Linked DNA regions of Homo sapiens: region 2 is linked to region 1. A link is an interaction called in ENCODE POLR2A ChIA-PET data of the cell type or tissue named here. Cell type or tissue: HepG2. All regions are shown on one strand.

Region 1 (8,000 bases):
AATAATAAGTGGTTGTTAACTATTCCCACATGGGAAGTGCTGCTCAACACACATTTTTAACATTTTTGACAACCTTAAGAGATAACTACTATTACTTTCACTTTACACATGAGACACAGGGATGTTACATAACCTTTCCTGAGTTTCCAGCTTAATTATTTTTTCCCTCTCATTAAGCACACACAATTCTTTTATTTTATTTTATTTTATTATCTTTTTTTAAATTTTTTTTTTATTATTTTTTTTGAGACAGAGTCTCGCTCTGTTGCCTAGGCTGGAGTGCAGTGGCGTGATCTCTTGCAGTGGCGTGATCTTGGCTCACTGCAAGCTCCGCCTCCGGGGTTTACACCATTCTCCTGCCTCAGCCTCCCAAGTAGCTGGGACTACAGGTGCCCGCCACCATGCCCGGCTAATTTTTTTTTTTTTTTTGTATTTTTAGTAGAGACAGTTTCACCATGTTAGCCAGGATGGTCTCGATCTCCTGACCTCGTGATCTGCCTGCCTCAGCCTCCCAAAGTGCTGGGATTACAGGTGTGAGCCATCACACCCGGCCCTCTTTTATTTTATTTTTATTTTTATTTTTTCTCTCTAGGTTACCCAGCTTTAAACGAAACTGCCCGCTGTCTTTCACGAAGCATACAACACTTTTGACTGATTTCGTCTGCTCACAAGATGGGCAGGGTGGTCCACACTGGCGATTTGCCTCTTGTCTCAGGGTCAAACAGTGTCAGCCACTGATTTCTCCAGCTGGCTGGAAACTTATTCACAGTGATTCTCAAACTTGAATTGTGAGCTTTGTAAACTGTGTTAAGTACACATTCACATTCCAAGGCTCCAGCCTTTCCTCCCTTGCATTCTGTTTGAGTAGGTCAGGAATGGAGTTAGGACCCATTTGTAACAAGATGCCCTGGGAATTGCTATATAAGCAAGGATGGTCTGATTGAGGCAATGTGGGGTTTGGAAATTTCTACTCTAAGGAGTCTTGAAGCCAAGTAACCAGAGATTACTGCAGGCAGCTGGAAAAGGCAGCACTGAGGAGAGCCTTAGGGTCATGCCTCCTCATCTATCCTGGAGCCGGTGGGTGTAAATGCATTTAAGTTTTACTTTTTAAATACACACATATGCACAGAAATGTATGTGTGTACATGTTCAACTTTCATAGACAATGCCATATATGTACACACATACATACATAATATAGTGATCCACATTAGTCATGGATTCCACATTTGCAAATTCACCTACTCTCTAAAACGCATTTGTAACCCCAAAACTGAGTACTCATGGTGCTTCTGTGTTCATTTGCAGACATGTGCAAAGCTGTGAAAAATGTGAGTTGCCTGACATGCAGTTCCCTGCCACGGTCAAACAAGGCAAGGCTCTGCCTGTTGTTCTCTGCACACAGGGTCTTTTCTTGGTCTATTTAGTGCCACATTTTTTGCATTTTGTGCTTTTGGGTGGTGATTTTGCTGTTTAGTGTGGTCCCCAGGCAGAGTGCTGAAGAGCTAATTGTTCGTAAGTGCAGGAAGGCTGTGATGTGCCTTCCGGAGGAAACACACTTGTTAGAGAACCTTCATTCAAGCATGAGCTACAGTGTTGTCCAGTGTTCGAGGTGCCTTTATAGGACACAGCTACTGCCGGCTTCCCAGCCAGACTGAGAGCTCAGGGTGTGGGCAGCGCCTCCTTCCTGCATTCCTAGCTCCAGTGCTGTTCAGCTTCAGTGGAACCTGGTGAGCACCGCTCTCAGCAGGCTGAGCTTCCAAGGGCTCTACGGCCACATAGGGCCTTCTCTGTACCCACAGAGACTAGCAGGGAGCTCTTCTTCAGCCACTCGTGCAGCCTGGACACCCCACCGCCTGCGAACCTTCTCCCATGTGGAAGCTAGTAGTTACCAGAAGGAAAGGAAAAACAGTCACAGAGCATGCACTGCACATTCTTGGGCACAGTTCAGGGAAATTGGTCCCATTTATGACTCTTAAATTCATGTGTGCCTTTTTCAGTGCAAATATTTCAAGGAACTTAAGTATATACAAAGGTTCTCTGCATTACAGATGGGCAATGAATCCAAATGTTCTTTCTGGGCTAAGCTGGTTAGAAAAACATCAGCCACATTGAGAGAGCAACTCTGTCTTTGGTGACCAGCTGGGCTTTGCGATCCCTGGTAGGGCCAAGCCAGCATGCAGGAGGGGTGTGGGGAGCACCCCAGGCCCAGTGGGTAGCCAGCTACAGCTAAGCGAAGGGTCCCTGCAGGGAGCAGAAGGCAGGCTGTGAACTCTTGGCAATCCTCCTAATGTCCCTCTGATACACAGGTTAACCTGCTAACAACAAAGTAGTTCTTGGGTGTGAATATTGGGGATCCTCCGTATTTTTTGCTCTTGTGATCCTTTAAAAAATTATATAATCTGAGCTGAGACAGAAAGATCTTTCCTGCTTTTAGCTGAAATAGGTCAAAAAACTCTTGCTGTAAGAATTGCTTGGTGCTGTCCATTCTGAGTGATGGAACAGTGGGGAGGTGTTGCTATGCAACACTGCACATCCTTCCGAAGCCCATCATCTCCTAGCAACAGGCGGTGGGGTGCGACCCCCCTGCTGCGGGAGCCACCACGGGTGCACTGCCTGATGCCCATTTCAGTCCCCTCTGGTCACAGGCATTCACTCTTGCGACAGCTGGACTTCTTGAGCGCCTACAAATCCCCTTACCAGGAACCGGGGATACAGAAATCCAAAGTTGAGGTCTCTGCCTTCAGCGGGAGTCCAGCCTGGTTTAGAGTAAGACACAGAAACAAACAAAAAACTGTATCATCTCAACAGTTGACCTCAGAGTTCTTCCTCAGGAAGGCCTTGGCTTTATTTAGGAAAGATCTGGATAAACTTCTGGAGCACGACAATTTGGTTCACGAGGGCACAGCTGTTGTCAGAGACAGGGATTGGTGGTTGGAGTTACTGAAAGAGAGGGGAAGAGAAGGCAGGACGTGCACAGGTGGCCCAGCTGTGAGAAAGCCTGGCTGGAGGACCACTTTCAAGAGTGATATGGATTTTTAAGTGCTTTGCTTTTAAAAGTACCTCTGGCGACCCATACAGCTTCAGTAAACATTCTGTGGCTCCCAGCAGAATTCTGTTCACTGTTACCATGGAAGCAGTGATCAAAGAGAAGGGGCTCTGTTGGGTACATGCCAGGGCAGAGGTCAAGGAAAAGTCACGGATAGGGACAAAGAACAGCTTGACCAAGGCTGAAAATTGGCACAAAGGCGACCTTGAGAACACAAGCCCCCTGCCCCCAAGATTCAGAGAAACGTCGGGCAGGACACTGACTCCAGTCTGAGAAGCTGGGTGGTGGGATCTGAATGGGTCCTATCCAGGTCTGAAGGGTGGGGAGCACCCACTGACTCCTGGCTGGCTGGTGACAAAAGTGAGGGGAGGAGCTTCCAGTTCTACCTGGGAGGCAGGGAAAGGTGCCCAGAGGAGGTGATGCCAAGTAAACTCCCACAGGAGGAGACAGGAGGAGGTGCTGATGAGAGGGCTCCAGCCAAACAAAGGGAGCAAGGGCCCATCTGCCCATCGGGTGTCAAACCTCTGAACATGGAGAAGTTGTTATTTAGTGAGGTGTGGGGCAAATGTGGAAAACCTCAGACATGACATTCCAGCTTCGGAAAAAAAAATACATTTTTTTCTCAAATTCAAATCTCACACCAGGATGGCTTTGTCTACCTTCAAAAGTGGTGCCGTATCTAGACATAGATGATGGCTAGATGGATAGACAGACGCCAAAGAGAAACCCATTACCCTCTCTCAAGAAGATTGTCTGAGAGCGTATTCTCAGAGCAGCCTCTGATGCTGGGCGTGGCAGAGCTCACAGAAGGACTAAACTTTTCAAAATTCACACTGTGCTATCTGGCATGCTGAGTCAGTTTGCAAAGCACTTGTGTGGATAGTATCTGGCTTGCCTCCTTATTTCAGGGAGACAAAAACCTACTTCTTGTCCCTGGCAGTGCACAACCCCTCCTTCAGCAAGTTTCCCAGCCTGTGGTGGCTGCCCCGAGGTGCTTTGCCAGCTTCCCTGTGTCTGCTCTGCCTCAGTCATCTCAGGGTGCAGGCAAAGCCAGCCCTTCTACCTGGCAGTGCTGAACTAGGAAAAAGTTTGCTCAACAACACTGAGCAGCCCGCCCCGCAGATGGGTGCACTGAATGTGTCTGCACTTGTCAGGTACATCTGGCTTCTGCATTCAGGACAATTACAGGGCACTCTGCAAAATTACTTACTGAGTTGGAGGGCCTGAGAGCACTTCCGTTGTGACAGTGGAGGCGGGCACTGGGAAAGGCTGCCCTTTAAAGGGTGATGGAGGTGCTAACGGAGAGCCCGGCTCCCAGGCTCACTCACACCTTCCAGGGTGTGGACGTGGTAGTCAGCAAAAAGCAAGGGCTTCTCCCAGCGCATGGGTATGGGGCTGGAAGAGGGAAGGGCACAGGGGCCCTCTGGCTCTTGTCCTACCAGCTGGTTGGGAAAGGCTTCTCATGAGCGCTTCACACACAGAGCAAGACTGATGGATGTTACAAGGAGCCACCTTGCATGCCGGTGTCTGTTGAAGGAATGAACGTGTGGACAGCGCGGGTGCATAGATCTAGTCTTCCTCACTGGCTATGGTGCTCTCACTGATCCACGTGCTCCCTCTGTTCTTACAGGAACCAAACAGTCCATTTCGAGGTGGAACCTCACAACAGCTCTCTGGGCCCTCCCAGACACACCCTGGGGTGGGGACAGGAGTGTGCTTTAGGGCCGGGGCCGCCTGGAGTTGTTCTGCTCCACAGTTGTCAAACAGACCCACCCTCAGCAGAGTGGCAGGACGAGAAAGGCAAAGGAAGGAAGGAGGCCTGGGCTACAACTGAGGTTGCCACGGTTTCTTTTTTTCTTTGTCTTTTGCTTTTTTCTTATTTTTTGAGACAGAGTTTCACTCTTATTGCCCAGGCTGGAGTGCAATGGTGGGATCTCAGCTCACTGCAACCTCCGCCTCCTGGGTTCAAGAGATTCTCCTGCCTCAGCCTCCCAAGTAGCTGGGATTACAGGCGCCTGCTACCACACCCAGCTAATTTTTGTACTTTTAGTAGAGACGGGGTTTCACTATGTTGGCCAGGCTGGTCTCCAACTCCTGACCTCAGACCATCCACTTGCCTCAGCCTCCCAAAGTGCTGGGATTACAAGCATGAGCCACCGCACCTGGCCAGTTGCCATAGTTTCCATCTCTGCTAAGGGTTTGCCCTCTGCCTCTGCGGATTCGATTCAGAAAGTGGTGCTGTTAGTATACCAGGAAGAACTTGCCTGTGAGCCTGGTCTGAGAACTTTGCACTTTGCCAAGCTGTCCTTCGAGTATAACGGTGATAGACAAACATTCTTCAAGATCAGACAGAGGGACACAGCACCCAGGGCCCTTTAAAAATGTAGTTGAACATAGTGAGATCCTGTCTCTACAAAAAGTAAAAATACAAAATTAGCTGGGCATGGTGGCACATGCCTGTGGTCGAGCTTACTGGGAGGCTGAGGTGGGAGGATCCTTGAGTCCAGGAGTTCAAAGCTGCAGTGAGCTATGATTGCACCATTGCACTCCAGCCTCGGTGACAGAGAGAAACCCTGTCTCTAAAAGAAAAAAAGTAGCTGAAAATGAAGTCTGGCCAACTAAGAGATGAAGCAAAATAAGACATGAAGTGAGGGAGAAGCCATGGGGAAAAGACTGGAAAGAGAGATGACTCCATGTAAGCAAATAGTTAAAGCTACACTATGGAAGAAATTATGGTTTCAGAATAAAATGTAAATCTTGACAGGAGAAAGCTAGCAAACTCAGGGGGCTGAGGAGAGGAGGGAAGAGGAAATGTAAGAATGTCAATTTCCTTATTCATAACAAGGAGTTAGTAGATACTGCCTGTAATTGAAACACATAAAATCATTACTACTTATTAATATTTTTCATAAACCCTTTCCTTAATTTTAGCAGGTTATTTTAGAAACTAATATTTTTTTTCTTTTTTCTTGTTTTTGTTGTTTTGACATGGGGTCTCATTCTGTCGCCAAGGCTGGAGTGCAGCAGTGCAATCATAGCTCACTACAGCCTCACAACCTTCTGGGCTCAAGCAATCCCGCCTCAGCCTCCCAAGTAGCTGGGACTACAGGTACATGCCATCATGCTCGGTTAATTTTTTTTTTTTTTTTTTTTTTTTGGAGACACAAGGTCTTGCCATGTTTCCCGGGCCGGTCATGAACTACTGAGCTCAAGCGATCTTCATGCCTCACCCTCCCAAGTACCTGGGACCGCTAGTATATTTTGTGATGAGGAAATATTTTTCTGAAATTCAGCAGTTTCTACCATTTTACTTCATTTTGGGGGGGGGTTGTTAAATTCAAGCACAATTATCTTCAACATTTATTGTTTAAAATAGGATGTAGGCACTAAGCATAAAATAAGAAGCTGGCATCAAGAAACAACATTAAAGGAGTGCTGGGGAGGCCAATAGGATGTGAAAGGTATTTGCAACATAATACTAACAAACCAATGAGAAAAAGGTGAACCTACCCAGTAGAAATAAATTGGGTGAAAGACTTGAACAGGCACTTCACAAAACAGATAGTATCTCAGCTGCCCAATAAATACATGGAAAGGTGCTCAACCTCATTAGTCTTCAGAAAAATGCAAATTAAAACCACTAGAAGCTATGGCATCACACTCAGAATAGCCAAAATGAAGGGGGAAAAAACCTGAAAATATCAAATATAGACAATGGAGATCCCTGGAGCTCTCATACATTGTTGATAACAGGGTAAATGGGTATAGCTATCTGGGAAAACTGTTTGTTCCCCTCCCCACCTCCCCTCCCTCTCTCTTTCTCCTTCTTCCAACCACCACCTTGCCCAGCTAATTTTTGTATTTTTAGTAGAGATGGGGTTTTGCCATGTTGGCCAGGCTCGTCTCGAACTCCTGACCTCAGGTGATCCACCTGCCTTGGCCTCCCAAAGTGCTGGGACTACAGGCATGAGCCACTGCACCCAGCCCACATCCACAACTTTCTTTAGCTGTCTCTCCCCTACTAATTTCTGATGCCCACCCAAATCAAAAAGGTCAGGTAAAGCAAGGCAAAACAGAGCAGAGCCTTAGATTTTGAGAGGGACCTGTCTGTTTACAGCTCTTGGGGTTCCATGAGAAAAACAGAGGTTTCTCCCAAAATGGGGTCTGTGGCACCTTCTGTTTTTCCCAAAGCATCCCAGGCTGTCAGAAATTACCTTAGGTCCTCTCATGTGGGCAAAAAGATTGGCAACAAGACCTACTACGGAAATAATTCAGTCAACTGGGAAGAAAAAGAAACACTTAGTACTGTCCCCATTGTAAAGATGGATAAACTGAGGCACCATACAGTTTAAAAATTCATGTTCACATAGAGTTAGGCTCCACAGCTCACTCTTAACCATCCCGTAATTCTGCTGACTCTATGCCCAGTCACCGAGGCACCTGTATGGTAGCTCACGGCCCCCTTAGAGCTTAGAACCTGGATTTCATTCCTGCTCTACAGCTACGTAATTGAACAATTTTCCTCTGAATTTGTTGGATTCTAACTCTATATATCTCAAGTTTTATTATTTCTGAATCTCAAGAGGGGCTGTGATGTCTTTAGTAATATCAAACAACCTATAAACAAAGGACTAAATGAGGTTTAGCAGTATTCAAATTTCTATATGCTTTAAAACATTGAGGCAATGTATTGAGAAACACACCTAAGAAACTGCAACCAATCTACTCTGGACAAAAATTTAGACACTATCTCTATAAAATAAGCTATCTATTGATACTTATGCATATTTGTACATATATCAACAGTATTTACATGTCATAACCTTAAAATAATTTAAAAGTGTCAAAATTACCGGCCTTATAAATTTCTGTAGTCTTGAAAGAAATGATACAATATAGATTACTTGTTTCTTTAAAGTAGTCAATAAAATGCATAAACTTCTAGAGAAAT
Region 2 (8,000 bases), 110 kb after region 1:
GTTTCTTTAGCCCTCTGAGCCTCAGTGGACTTAAGTGATTTTCAGTGTCCTCCACTTTTAAATAAAAACTAGGGAGAAGAACTACCTCAAGAGGCAGATATGAAAATTAATTAAATTGATCCATGTAAATAGAGGGTTTAGCAAATAGGCATACCCAGTAAGAGCCTATCTGCCATAGAAGTTTGCTTTAGTATACTGTGTAAGTATATATTATCTAATCTTTTCCAAATTTGGTGATTTAAATATATTCTTTATTTTTTATGATAAAAGTGTAAACTACCCTGTAAAAATACCTGCCTCTTATTTTACATAAGAAGGTTGTTGGGCTGGACATGGTTGCTCATGCCTGTAATCCCAGCACTTTGGGAGGCCAAGGCAGGCGGATCACAAGGTCAGGAGTTTGAGACCAGCCTGGCCAACATAGTGAAACCTTGTCTCTACTAAAAATACAAAAATTAGCCAGGCATGATGGCACATGCCTGTAGCCCCAGCTACTCAGGAGGCTGAGGCAGGAGAATTGCTTGAACCCAGGAGGCGGAGGTTGTGGTAATCCGAGATTGCACCACTGCACTCCAGCCTGGGCGACAGAGCGAGACTCCGTCTCAAAAAAAAAAAAAAAAAAAAAAAAAGTTGTTTTAAAAGTTAGCTGAAGTCTACCTGTCCGGGTATAAAACAGGCAGTCAAGAGGGGTTAGGACATGGCTGTCATGCTGAACTGCCTGGATTCTGCTTCAGCCCCGCCACTTAGCAGCTATGTGGCCCTGGACAAACTTGGATTCAATTTTTCATATATAAAATAGGGCTAGAGGCCAGGTACGGTGGCTCGTGCCTGTAACCCCAGCGGTTTGGGAGGCCGAGGCGGGCAAGTCACAAGGTCAGGAGATCGAGACCATCCTGGCTAACACGGTGAAACCCCGTCTCTACTAAAAATACAAAAAAAATTCAGCCGGGCGTCGTGGCATGCGCCAGTAGTCCCGGCTACTCGGGAGACTGAGGCAGGAGAATGGCATGAACCCAGGAGGCAGAGCTTGCAGTGAGCCAAGATCACACCACTGCACTCCAGCCTAGGCGACAGAGCGAGACTCCATCTCAAAAAACAAAAAAAAAGAGGTGGGGAGCTAGAGAGAGCTCACTCTAAGACTTTTGGGAAGATTAGCTGAGATGAATATTACGAAGCATTTAGTACAATGCCTGGCATATATGAAGCACCTCTGTTACTGTTGTGTTATTTAAAACTTATTTAAAAATTAACAGGCACAGTTTATTGATGATATTTACATATTGGTATTTGAGGTAACTGGCCAACCCAACCACCTTTGAGTCATCAAAAGTCTTTAAGAAGTGTTAGCCAGGAGCAATTTATATTGATGTAGTCCCTTAGTGGATTTTCAGGAATAAATGGAAGAGCTAATGAGCACTTGTTCAGAGGCAGTCCACCTTGAACCAGCAGTTCAACCTGCAAACTCTTATAACAACTAGTTCTAGATGCTTCCTAGTCATCCCTCAGTATCCAAGGGGGATTGGTTTCGATACCCTGAGGATGCTGAAATTCCTTATATAAAATAGTGTAGGACAGTCTTGCAGTGCAAAACTACATTTTAGTCAGCAAGGGACCAAATATAGAATGGTGGTCCCATAAGATTATACCTTATTTTTACTGTACTGTATTATATGTTTCTGTGTTTAGATATGTTTAGATATACACATACTTAGCATTGTATTATAGTTGCCTACATACACACACTTACCATTGTATTATGGTTGTCTACAGTATCCAGTATAGTTACATGCTGTACAGGCTTATAGTCTAGAAACAATGAGCCATACCATACAGCCTAGGTGTGTCATAGGCTATAACATCCAGGTTTGTGTGAGTATACTCTGTGATGTTCACGCAACATCAAAATCACCTAAGATCATATTTCTATCGCATTTCTATCACCATGTTTATTAGTCCGTTCTCGCATTGCTATAAAGAACTATCTGAGACTGGGTAATTTATGAAGAAAAGAGGTTTAATTGACTTACAGTTCCTTAGGCTGTACAAGAAGCCTGGCTGGGGAGATTTCAGGAAATTTAAAACCATGGCGGAAGGCGAAGGGGAAGCAGGCATGTCTTATATGACCTGAGAAGGAGGAGGAGAGTGCAGGGGGAGGTGCTACACACTTTTAAACAACCAGATCTCGTGAGAACTCACTACCACAAGAACAGCAAGGGACAACTCTGTCCCCATGATCCAGTCACCTCTCACCAGACCCCTCCAACACTGGGGATTACAATTTTACATGAGATTTGGGTGAAGACACAAATCCAAACCATGTCGCCATGGTTAAGCCACACATGACTGTATATAACCTACTTGTATCCTTGCATATACTTTAAATAATCTCTAGATTACACATTATAATACCTAATACAGGCCGGGTGTGGTGGCCCATGCTTGTAATCCCAGCACTTTCAGAGGCCAAGGCAGGTGGATCACGAGGTCAGGAGTTCAAGACCAGCCTGGCCAACACAGTGAAACCCCATCTCTACTAAAAATACAAAAAAATTAGCTGGGCATGGTGGCAGGCACCTGTAATCCCAGCTACTCGGGAGGCTGAGGCAGAATTGCTTGAACTTGGGAGGCGGAGGTTGCAGTGAGCCAACATCACGCCACTGCACTCCAGCCTGGGCAACAGAGCTAGACTCCGTCTTGGAAAAAAAAAAAAACCTGATACAATGTAAATGCTATGTCAATAGTTGTTATATTGTATTTTAAAATTTGTATTATTTTTCTTGTTGTATTGTCATTAAAAAAATTTTTCCCCTAATATTTTTGATCCTCAGTTGGTTGAATCTGTGGATGCAGAACCCACAGATGATGAGGGGGGCAACTGTAAAGACATTAATGAGCATTACAATATTACCTTTTGACCAATACCTTATTTCATTCAAACCAAAATGAAATATTTTATGGTAACGGTAAAGGTCATGGGTATCATGCACTCATTTAAAGATGGTCACTACTCACTTCTGCCTTATTCAGTTGATGAGAGACAAATTCTAAAATTGGGACTGCCTTATCAAAATCCTGCCTTTAGCTTTCTATTGTACAAACTAGACAGGAAGTTAACCCCTAAGCTTTGTTTTAAGTTTAAAAGAAAAACTAGGATATGCTGAAATTACTTGATTTGGCCCATTTTAAATAGCAATACACAGGTTTTTTTTTTGTAGGGGCAGTTGGCAGGTGTAGGGAAATTTTCACTTACACAAGGGCACTACATAAAGATGAGAGGTGGTGTCCTTGCTGACCTCATCTTGCCACTCCCCAGGCCACCTCCAGATAGTTGTTTTCTGTTACTAAAAAGCAGAACATTCGACTGCTTGACATGGAAAGTTATCTTCTCTTACGCCATTGGTGACAAGCGACCCTCTTTGGGCAATATCTGTTACTTTCCCTCCCTCTAATAGTCATGTAAACATTGATGTTTAGTATTCAGTCTACTGCAGTTTATTGTGCAAGCAATTATAAGTTATTAACTTGGCATAATTTGTTGAATACCTAAGTATATAATATTGAAACTAAGGACTTGGCACCAAAATGTTTATGTACTTTGACTAATTTAACAGGAAAGTTGTTTACTTAGGATTGCTGGAAAGTTTTCTGCCATCAATTTCATAGACAGAAAAAATTTCTCTCCTTGGGAGCATATGGAAGGCTGATAAATTCAGATATATACTTGGCATCAATGTGAAATTTGAGAAGATAAAAAAATTTAGAATAGGAATTATAATTTTTTCCTTTTTTTTTTTTTTTTTTAACAAGAGTTTTGCTCTTGTTGCCCAGGCTGAAGTGTGGAATGCAATGACGCGATCTCGGCTCACTGCAACCTCTGCCTCCTGGGTTCAAGCGATTCTTCTGCCGCAGCCTACCGAGTAGCTGGGATTACAGGCATGTGCCACCATGCCCACCTAATTATTTTGTATTTTTAGTGGAGATGGGGTTTCTCCATTTTGGTCAGGCTGGTCTCGAACTCCCGACCTCAGGTGACCCACCTGCCTCAGCCTTTCAAAGTGCTGGGATTACAGGCGTGAGCCACCACGCCCAGTCAATTTTTTACTTTTAATCTGAAAATTACATTGAGGTTTTACTGTCTTGATACATATGACTGATTAGCCTGAGGTTTTTGATGAAAAACAAACTAAAAAACTTAAGAACCACCAGTCACAAATTTGTGGAGCTATCAGTCTTTTGTGGGGATATTAATCTTATAGAACTAGATTTACAAGTTATTCGGTCTTCACAACCCCAAATCTCTTGCCCTCTGTCAGTGATAGGACTTCAAATAATACTGAGAAAGTTATTCCTTTGCATCATGAACACTTTTAAGATAGTAGTACATACAGTTTCCTTCCTCTGCTGTCTAAGTAAGTCTGTGACAGTGGGGCACAGGTAGGCATGGAGTCAGTCCTGAAACGAGGCACAAAGAGAAGCTTCACCTGTCTTTTAGTTTTGCTGAGGGATCAATCACCCTGGTTACTTAGTGCTTAGATTATTAAAAAATAAAAATTCTTAGTGAATTGAGGCAATTCAGTTTACCTTTTATCACATTTTACTTTTTAAGTGTATGATGAAATTGCAAGATTTTGAGAGAGAAGAAAATGTGAGATTTCTAAACCTAAATTCAAATGAAAGATTAATCTTACAAGAGTTCTGCTTTCTGAAAGCATTGATTGAGGTGCCTGTAATCCCAGCTACTTGGGAGGTTGAGGGAAGAGAATCGCTTGAACCCAGAAGGCAGTGGTTGCAGTGAGTTGAGATTGCACCATTGCACTCCAGCCTGGGTTACAGCGAGACTCCATCTCAAAAAAAAAAAAAAAAAAGATTGTGTGGCTGGCATCTGTAGGAATGAGTGTATAAGGGGTGTATATATACAGGAGAATGGCCATCTGGGTCAGGGTTGGCATGCCTTTTCTGCAAAGGGCCAGGCTGAGAATACACTGGGCGTCACAGGCCCTGTGGTTTATGGCAGCAGCAACTCATCTCTGCTGTTGTAGTGTGAACGCAACTGTAGACAGTACACAAGCAAATGGGCATGGCAGTGTTCCTGTAAATCTTTATGTATCAAGATCAACAGCGAGATGGACCGTAGTTTGCCAGCCCCCCGATCTAGGTTTAGGGAAATTCATTGTCAGAATGAACAGTTTTGAGTGAAAAAACAGCTGCAGGATTAAAAAAAAAAATCCTCAGTAAGATTTTGTTTTTCTTTATTCTTAATAGGTAAACATTATACCAGTGATTGCCAAAGCAGATACGGTTTCTAAAACTGAATTACAGAAGTTTAAGATCAAGCTCATGAGTGAATTGGTCAGCAATGGCGTCCAGATATACCAGTTCCCAACGGATGATGACACTATTGCTAAGGTCAACGCTGCAATGAATGTGAGCTCCTGATTGAATGTTAATTCTGTTTTCCATGTGAAAATAAAACTGTAATTTGTGAGTAATATTGCTGCTAATACACTTTCACTTGTGTCTTCCAAAAAGACTTCAAACAAGGTGAATTTTCAAAAAGTCCAGTATGAGAAAATGTTTAGTTTTTTAAGTTGGAAAAGGTGTAAGGAGAATTTATTTTTAAGCATATTTTTCTTTCACTCTGCTTTCACCAAAATAAAGTGATAGATTTGTGAGACTGGGATATACCTTTTGTGCAGCCATATGTAATTGCCTTAGAAAGATGACACCTTCCTACCCTGTCTTTATAAACATGAGAAGACTTTACAGCCTCCCTTTGCATGCTGTAAAATCTTAAAATCTTTAAGGAGGTCTCTTAAAACTAGTATTTATGCTCCTTCTCTCTCATAGTGTCAAGTTACATTCATATAACTTTTAGTTTAGTACAATGGAAGGTGACTAAGTTCTTAATTTTACTTTCTTGAAGCTAACACATTTTTAAAACACCTGGTTGTGTTTTGTAGGATCATGGGTTTTGAAATCTGACAGGCTTGGTTGGCCATATGTCCATTGGAGTTACTAACCTCCCTGAGACTTAACATATCTACAAAGTTAGGTTAATACTGCCCACCTTAAGGGTTGTTGTGAGGGATAAATGATGTCACCTTTGTTAAGCGCCTAACAGTGACTTTCAATAATTGTTCATTCCATTTCTTCTATTTTCCTTTTCTGATTTTTCATACCACTTTTATATTAGTGTACCTAAACTAAATCTGTAAAAAAAAACTGACTAATGTAAATGAGGTGATCTTAATTCCTATATGTTAAATTGTCTTTACATCTAATTTTATTTCTTGTGCTCAACTAGAATATTCAGAAAGCCACCATTAAGAAACTAAATATGTCAATTTTAAAATATTAAACATAGTAATTAATAATTTTTACATTAGACTTTTCCCCTGTATTAATCCTCAACTTCAGACAGACCAGTCTACTCCCTGCCCCTGAACCTAGCTATTGCATTTTGTTCAGAATCTTTTCCTTTTCTAAGCCATTTCTTCCCACTTTGCTTGTCCATCTAAATCTTGTTCTTCTTGATGTGGGTTAGCTTGTGTCTTCCTGCTCCTAGTGATCTCTCACTCCTCTCAATTTCTAGGACATTTACTATATTGACATTAATTTGGGACTTTGTGTACTACTTTATATTAGTACCATATCTATACACCCACATACTGTACACACACACACAAACAATAGGAATACACTATTGTATAGTTACATATACATTTTGTATACTGTGGGTGTGTGTATGTGTAATTTCCTCAACATTATCTTTGTCTTTTAGAGGAAAATTCTTTTTCGGCCAGGTGTGGTGGCTCACACCTATAATCCCAGCACTTTGGGATTATAGGGCTCACACCTATAATCCCAAGACAGGTGGATCACCTGAGGTCAGGAGTTCGAGACAAGCCTGGCCAACATGGTGAAACGCCGTCTCTACTAAAAATGCAAAAATTAGCTGGATGTTGTGGTGGGCAACTGTAATCCCAGCTACTCGGGAGGCTGAGGTAGGAGAATCACTGGAACCCAGGAGGCGGAGGCTGCAGTGAGATGAGATCGTGTCACTGCACTTCAGCTTGGGCGACAGAGTAAGACTCTGTCTCAAAAAAATAAAAATAAATAAATAAATTTTTTTTGTTTGTGTGTATTCCCAATAGCATAATGCCTTACATGTAAATACTTTTCTTTATGGGGCCCAAAGATGACTCTTGTAGAACAGTTAGCACATATTCACTGGCAGGTTTTAAAATCTGAGGCATAGCTGACCATTCGATTTTAATAGGTTTGTTATTTAATTATTCTCTTCTCTCTCACATAAAATTTATTTTATCTAGTCAGTTATCACAGTGGTATGAGAAGATGTGCTCGATATTCTTTTTCAGGGACAGTTGCCGTTTGCTGTTGTGGGAAGTATGGATGAGGTAAAAGTCGGAAACAAGATGGTCAAAGCTCGCCAGTACCCTTGGGGTGTTGTACAAGGTAAATGAGACAAAGGATGACTAGAAATATGTATCTATCTAGTAATCTCAAAGCTACCTGTCATGCCTTCTTTGGGGTGATGCTTAGTTTGGATGTGATTGGTTGTCAGAGGAATTGGCTGTGTACTATTTTAGCCAAAGTCTGGAGGCCGTGTAGAGCCTCCCACTTCTCATTATGCCACACACACATTACCCCCGCCCCCACGGTACCCTGTTAGTAGGTGGGAAACACCAGTGGGGCACTCTGACCAAAATGTGAATGTGGAAAGTAGTGTTCAGACATAAAACATCACTAATTACCACTTAAGTATAAGAACAGTCAACCATCTTATAAATTTATATATTTTTACTGATCAAAGTATTGCCGGCTATTTCCAGAATAAGCCAGTCAGCCAACTTAAAAAGTTAAATCTACTTGACATTTAGATTATTTAGCTGACATTATAATGAGTAAGTAAATAGTATTATATGGTTCATTTACTTATAGTGCTAATTAATGGTGAATAGATTACCCTTACTAGTATG

Evidence for each region. ChIA-PET counts read pairs that join two places held together with the same protein. Peaks named below come from ENCODE experiments on the same cell type or tissue, not always from the same donor. Only the 100,000 strongest peaks of a DNase experiment are listed, where the experiment ranks them.
Region 2: POLR2A ChIA-PET joins it to region 1 with 5 read pairs; 4 of 35 experiments call an interaction of 5 or more read pairs at or near these places.

The regions. Positions count from the first base shown.
Region 1 is chr2:109,672,617-109,680,616 of GRCh38, reverse strand. It overlaps a transcript of RANBP2 not described here. Among named protein-coding and RNA genes, the nearest start is that of SOWAHC, 62 kb to the right of the region's middle. In HepG2, no CTCF peak of the experiment used is centred here; DNase peaks (open chromatin) are centred at 3,156, 5,296 and 5,556; H3K4me3 peaks cover 145 bases.
Region 2 is chr2:109,565,239-109,573,238 of GRCh38, reverse strand. SEPTIN10 (septin 10) reads left to right here. Exons shown (of 11, transcript NM_144710.5): 6 at 5,263-5,424; 7 at 7,380-7,476. It also overlaps a transcript of RANBP2 not described here. Among named protein-coding and RNA genes, the nearest start is that of SEPTIN10, 45 kb to the left of the region's middle. In HepG2, no CTCF peak of the experiment used is centred here; no DNase peak of the experiment used is centred here.